Regions from separate parts of the Mus musculus genome. Here region 2 is linked to region 1. The links are chromatin contacts, found by POLR2A ChIA-PET in ENCODE. All regions are on one chromosome and are shown on one strand. The core of a region is the stretch at or near the end of the contact, and the rest is flanking DNA. Distances in the headings are between cores, read along the strand shown.

Evidence for each region. ChIA-PET counts read pairs that join two places held with the same protein, here RNA polymerase II (POLR2A).
Region 2: POLR2A ChIA-PET joins it to region 1 with 51 read pairs in embryonic stem cell. The contact joins the promoter of Sars here to the promoter of Psrc1 in region 1. POLR2A ChIA-PET finds 5 or more read pairs at or near these places in 4 of 5 experiments (Patski and embryonic stem cell).

Annotation. Positions count from the first base shown.
Region 1 is chr3:108,382,331-108,385,227 of GRCm38, reverse strand. Psrc1 (proline/serine-rich coiled-coil 1) reads right to left here and starts at 1,390. Exons shown (of 8, transcript NM_019976.3): 1 at 1,302-1,390; 2 at 943-992; 3 at 797-854; 4 at 1-258. The coding sequence starts at 961. Gm12522 (predicted gene 12522) reads left to right here and starts at 1,487. Exons shown (of 3, transcript NR_040560.1): 1 at 1,487-1,941; 2 at 2,432-2,757.
Region 2 is chr3:108,443,825-108,446,721 of GRCm38, reverse strand. It overlaps Sars (seryl-aminoacyl-tRNA synthetase), which reads left to right and starts at 1,463. Exons shown (of 11, transcript NM_001204979.1): 1 at 1,463-1,725. The coding sequence starts at 1,590.

The DNA.
Region 1 (2,897 bases), core at 141-2,640:
GGTTTCCCTCTGGGGCTGGGCCTTCCAGGGCCTGTACCAGCCCTCTCCCGATCTTTCAGGGCACACTCCTCCAGCTGAGCCGCCAGGCGGTTGGCTTCATCAAGAATCTCTTCCAGCTTCTCTGGGCTGAGCGGGCCCAAGCTAAACCGCACACCCTGGAGGGCGGGAGCTACTTCATTTGGGTTACTCCGATGGGCGAGGCCCCGTCGAAGTGGTTTCTCTGGACTCACTAATACTGTTATGTCTTCTTCCTCATGACTGAAAAACAAATATGGCACCATGCTGGACAACAGCTAGCAGAAGGCATTCCTGTCGGCGAGTCGGGGACAATCCCCAACCCTGACTCCATTTTGGCCATGAGAACTGCTTTTAGGTGAGGAAAACTTAGTTCTACTCCCATTTTCTGAGACAATGTCTCAACTCTATAGCACAGAATGATCTCAAATTCAAAATCCCTCCTGCCTTCTCTCTCTCTCTCTCTGTCTCTCTTTCCCTCTCTCCCTCCCCCTCTCTGCACTCTAGTCTATCCTAGGAGTGTGGGGGTGGTTTGCAGGGCATGCCTCAACATGCCCAGGGACATTCATCTTTCATTTACATTTACCCCTAAATTTCCCTACAGCTTCTCTGTTCTCACCAGCATGTGTTCTAGAGGCCCAATTCTACCAGACTACTGCCATCAGAGGGTACCATACTCTGCTAGATTACCAACCACGGTTCTAGAGGCCCATAAGTTAGCAGTAAAGGGTTACAGATGTATTGCCGGAGGAAAATAATAAATGGATAAATAGGCTGGTACCTGTCAGATGGAGACAGCCCTCCGAAGTCCAAGGTCTCGTCCACAATGAACTTGATATCTGAAGGGATGAGAAGAATAAATGCCAGCTATCAGTTCTTGACAGACAGACTCTCAGGGGCCCGTTCCTCCCTCCATGGCTTCCTTACCCTCTTTCAGATCCTCCATGCTCAGCCAGCATAAGCGAGTCGGCTTAGACCTGAAAGAAAACATGCCTACCTCAGGTGTCTATCATCCTGCCTTAGGGCCCCATCAAGACTCGGAGTGCATTAGCTGGGGTGAAGAGGCATGGTGGTGGTAAAGCAGGATCAGCACGTGTCCCTGAAACTAGTCCGTTATATTAGGGAAAGGTGCAGAAAGCTCGACACCTGATGTGCAATCCGCCAACTTGCGCCCTGGCCTCTCCTCAGTCGGTCAGTCTTCACCTCCATCCTTACTATTATCCGAAATTTCGCTCCCCCCCTACCCCACCCATTTTCCACTCCGCGGCACCACATCCCCGCCACACCTCCAGCGCACACTCGGTTTCCACTCCCCACCTCGCTTCACAGTCTACGCAGGAAGCTTTTCTTCTACAATCTCCCAGTTCCCGGGAAAGGGCTCCCGAGGGGCGGAGCTTCGTTCGAATTTCTTAGGCTCCACCCAGTCCCGCCACAAACGCACAGCGATTGGTGAGTCCAAGGGGGCAGGGCTGAGTCGGGAGCAGTCGGGATGTCAGCCGGAGAAGATTGTCCCTTGGACCAAAGGGCACTTCCCAAAAAGGGTAGGGGGCTACAGCGGAACGGCGGGAGGAGCCGTGAGTGCGCGGTGGCGTGTACCGGAGCGCCTCCTTCTAACCGCGAGTCAGACAAGGGGAGAACTGTCGAACCAATGTAGGCTTGGAGCCCCGCCTCTTCCCCCACCTCCTGGATTCCAGCATCTGAGACTGGGTTTCCTTGCTGGGTTTCTCGCGTACTTGCAGAGACCACCAAATAGACCATCTCTCCAGCACTGGAGCCACAAGATTTCTTCATTTAGCATAAGGCCACTTCTCTGAGATATCTGGCATTTTTTTCTTCCTGCTTCAACCCCAACCCCCAAACGATGAGTATGAGCAGCTATTTAAGAGTTTAAATAAATAACAAAGAAGTCATTCTTCCAGGCAAACAGTAAGTAGTAATAATAATAAAAGATGTCAGAGCTGTGCTCCCTAAGTGCAAAAGGATTACCTATTGCTAAAGATCTTGTTCGTGTGAAGAATTTATTTCTTCGCCAGGATGCTGGAGATGTGTGCACTTTAATGGTGGGCCTGTAAAAGTTCAGCAAATAGCATGGTCTGGCGCATCCTTAGAGCACAGTCACTACCACCTTCTACCCTAGGCTTGCTTCAGGTTGGAAAGAAGCCTTTGCTGTTGTGAATGTTGTTGACTGGCTATGACCAGACCACTCCTCTCCATTCACTGATACACACACACACACACACACACACACCATCTGTTTCTTTTCCCTTTGTTTTTTGCTATTTTCTGAGACAGAGACTAGTGTAGCTCATGCTGGCCTTTGAATTCACCATATAGCCAAGGATGACCTTGAAGTCCCGACCCTCCTGCCCCTACCTCCCAAGTGCTGGGACTAAAGGCCTGTGCCACTCTACTCTAGGACCATCCTCTGAGACATCTGCAAACATCTGCAAGCATCTTCAGGAGTTCTGTTGCGCCTGCTTCGGAAAGACCATCACAGCTGGGCCTGTGGACGGTTTACCTTCCGTCATAGAAGGAGGAGGTGGGACAGAAGGTCACGGGACCTTCACCTGAGTATGCAGCCGTCCCTCTCAACCAGCTGTATGCAATTCTGTCCTAACTGCAGATGGTTTGGGGGAAGGGGCTAGAGGATAGAAGTGGGAAGAGGCAAGGGGAAGTCTCCTTAGGGAAGTCACCAGAGCTGCTTCAAGGTCATCCGTGCCTACACCCCTAACCCACTGCTCTGTAAGTAAGCTTATCTTATCGAGTTCATTGGTTCCTCTGCATAAACTCTGGGTGGGGGATTCCTCCTGTTGTTTGACTTTGGGGAGGTAAGAGAAGGTGTAGACAAGGTGGTTTATGTCTCTCCCAGGGAAGACATTTTA
Region 2 (2,897 bases), core at 214-2,713, 61 kb before region 1:
GACAGTCTTCAAGTATTTTCTGCAAAGACTGCAGCTCTCTATCCTTAACATTTATTATTATAACTTCTCTTGGCTGCTTTCCATTTTCCAGCCGTCCGATTGCTAGATACTCAGGAAAGTGTTCTTTTTAGGAGAAGACACAGGAAGGGGAGAGCAGGTTTGTGGGTTCCGTGTTAGTTAATGTTTTCTACTGTGTGAGAGCAGTAGGTTTTTGGTTTGGTTGTATGTGTGTTTGGTTTTTGAGACAGATTCTCACTACACAGCTCTGGCTGGCTTGGAGTTCGGTATTTAGAACAGGCTGGCCTTGACTTTACAGAGCTCTCTACCTCCGATGTGATATAAAAGGCACCTACTACTAAGCCTGACTAGGTTTGGGTTTTTTGGAGACATGCTGGCCCTGAACTCATGCACCCGCTGCTCCCACTCACAAGGGATGCACATGGACATGCACTACCACATCTGGCCAAGAGAGGTAATTTCAAATGAGGTCTTCTCACTTTAAGAGTAACAGGTGTGTGTAGGTTGGGCTTGGTGGCACACCCCTTTGATACCAGAGACTCCCCAGGAAGAGGCAGGCATCTCTGTCTGAAGCCAGCCTGGTCTACATAGTGAGCTCCAGGACAGCCAGGCCTATAGATTCTATCTCAACAAACAAAACAAACAAACAGACAAAAAGAATAACTTGAACGTGTTGATAGAATAGCCTGGCAATGCTCAAATTACATAAACATAGAATAGTTTCAATCGTAAATATAAGCTACAACTTCTTGCAAAGGTCTATTGGATTTGGGTGAGGGATATGTGAGAAGAGAGGTGTGCTCATCTCATGGACTGTCTTCTGACACCCAACCCTTCTTCCCCTGGTTTTCAACACAAAACTGTAGCCAAAGCTGCAGGAGACCGGGAGGGGACAAGCTCAGATTATCCTGCCTCCTAGCCTCCCTCCAGTGTCTCTGTTTATTAAGTCCATCAGGGTCTCTAACCTTGTCCTTTTATCTCAGGGGGGCTTGGCAAAGGTTTGTTGCGGGAGGAAGGGGGTAGGGCTAGTATAAAAAGAAAAATAAAGGATGAAATGGCACACATCTTTAATCCCAACATTTTGTTTGAGGCTGGCCAGGTTTACATAGTTGCTAGTCAGAGCTACACTGTGAGACCCTGTATCAAAACAAAAAGCCCCAGGGCTCGAGAATCTTGAGGGTAGGTAACTGGGTGTGTGCTCTGTAATCAAGATAGAGGAAAACTGGCATCTGCAAAGTGCATTGTCTTCCAAGTCAGCTTCGGTCCACACCGAGATACTCCCTTCAACCAGAGGAACCTGAGGCATTCACGATTTCAGTGGGGGGCGATCAGAAGGCCTTTCAGTAAGGAGTTCAGCAGAGAAACAACCCGCATAAGGCTACCACGCCCTTTTCACTTCTCACCACTCCCTCTGGACCCTGCCTAACACTGCGGCTTCCGGCGAGCTAGGCGCCGCCCCCTCCCGGGCTGCCGGGTGCCTGCGCAGTGAGACCAGGTCAGCGCGCAGGCGCAGTGCATCGTCCACCCGCCGCTTACAGTCCTCTCTTAGTGTTAACTGGTGAGGTAGAAGGATGGTGCTGGACCTGGATTTGTTTCGGGTGGATAAAGGAGGGGACCCAGCCCTCATTCGAGAGACGCAGGAGAAGCGCTTCAAGGACCCGGGGCTGGTGGACCAGCTGGTGAAAGCAGACAGTGAGTGGCGACGATGTAAGTACCAGGAGCTCGCAGTATCCCTTGAATCCCTCATGGCTTCAGAGGTCACAGCTTACAGCTTTTGTCAGATGCTCCCGCGACTGGCCGGCTCTACCGGCTTGTCCGTAGAACAAGCTGGGAACCGGGCTTGTCCCCCTCTCCCTGCAGCTCCCGCGGCCTGGGTCCCTCCCCGCGCGTGCTCTATGCTGACTGCCGCCAGTGCTTTAGGAAGGAGCTGCACGCACGCACGCGCAGGGAGAGCTGTCAGGCCCTTGCGTAGCTACAGCAAGCCAGAGCTGGAGTTTTACTTGGGGGGCGGGCTGGGAATTAATTTTCTATACATTTTGGTCATTCTCAGTGTTTTATTCGTCTTTAGCAAACCCAGCGTAGTCCTCCGGGTTTTGCAGGGATCAAAGGCTGCTCTCTCAGACTGAGTGACTTCTGCAGCACCCTAGGATTACTCCACCCCAGTCGAACCATCTGGGGACTTTGGAGGCTACTCTTGACTAAATGCAGTGACCCTGAAATTTGGGGTGGCCACTTCTCCAACCCTGAAGGCATACCTTTAAGAATCAGGCTTTTCCGTGCTAGATCAGATAGGACGGAGGGGTGCTGTAAGGCAAGAAAAAGCTTGTAATTACTGAGGATGGTTGTGATTTGTGGTAGTTTTCTGGAAAAGACGTTGGCAGCGTAGAAGTGACCCATCGTCATTCAGGAAATTAAAAGAAGCTCTAGAATCCTCTGCCTCCCAAGTGATCACCTGGCAGACCGGATGTTGTCAGTGGCATGTGACTCGGGTAGTCTGATGCAATAGGTCTGCAACCAGCTGAGAACCTGGTTTATAAGAGCACTGCTAAGGCAATCCCACGATCCAAGAGTGTCTCCCTCCTACTCCCACCCTCCAAAATAAACAGGATTTCTTTCTCTCTGTAGCCCTGGCTATCCTGGAACTTGCTCTGTAGACCAGGCTGGCCTTGAACTCAGAGATCCACTTGCCTCTGCTTCGAGAGTGATCAAGGGTGTGTGCCACCATACCCATAGGGGTGTTTTGTGGACATGATTTTACTGTTAAAAAGCTTCTTTGGTATCAAAACATATTTGCTTAGCTGACAGTTGTGTACCTGTTCTGTATGTCTCAGGTACTCTAATAGGGTAATTTGTCAGAGTTTACACTTGGACCAAAAGTT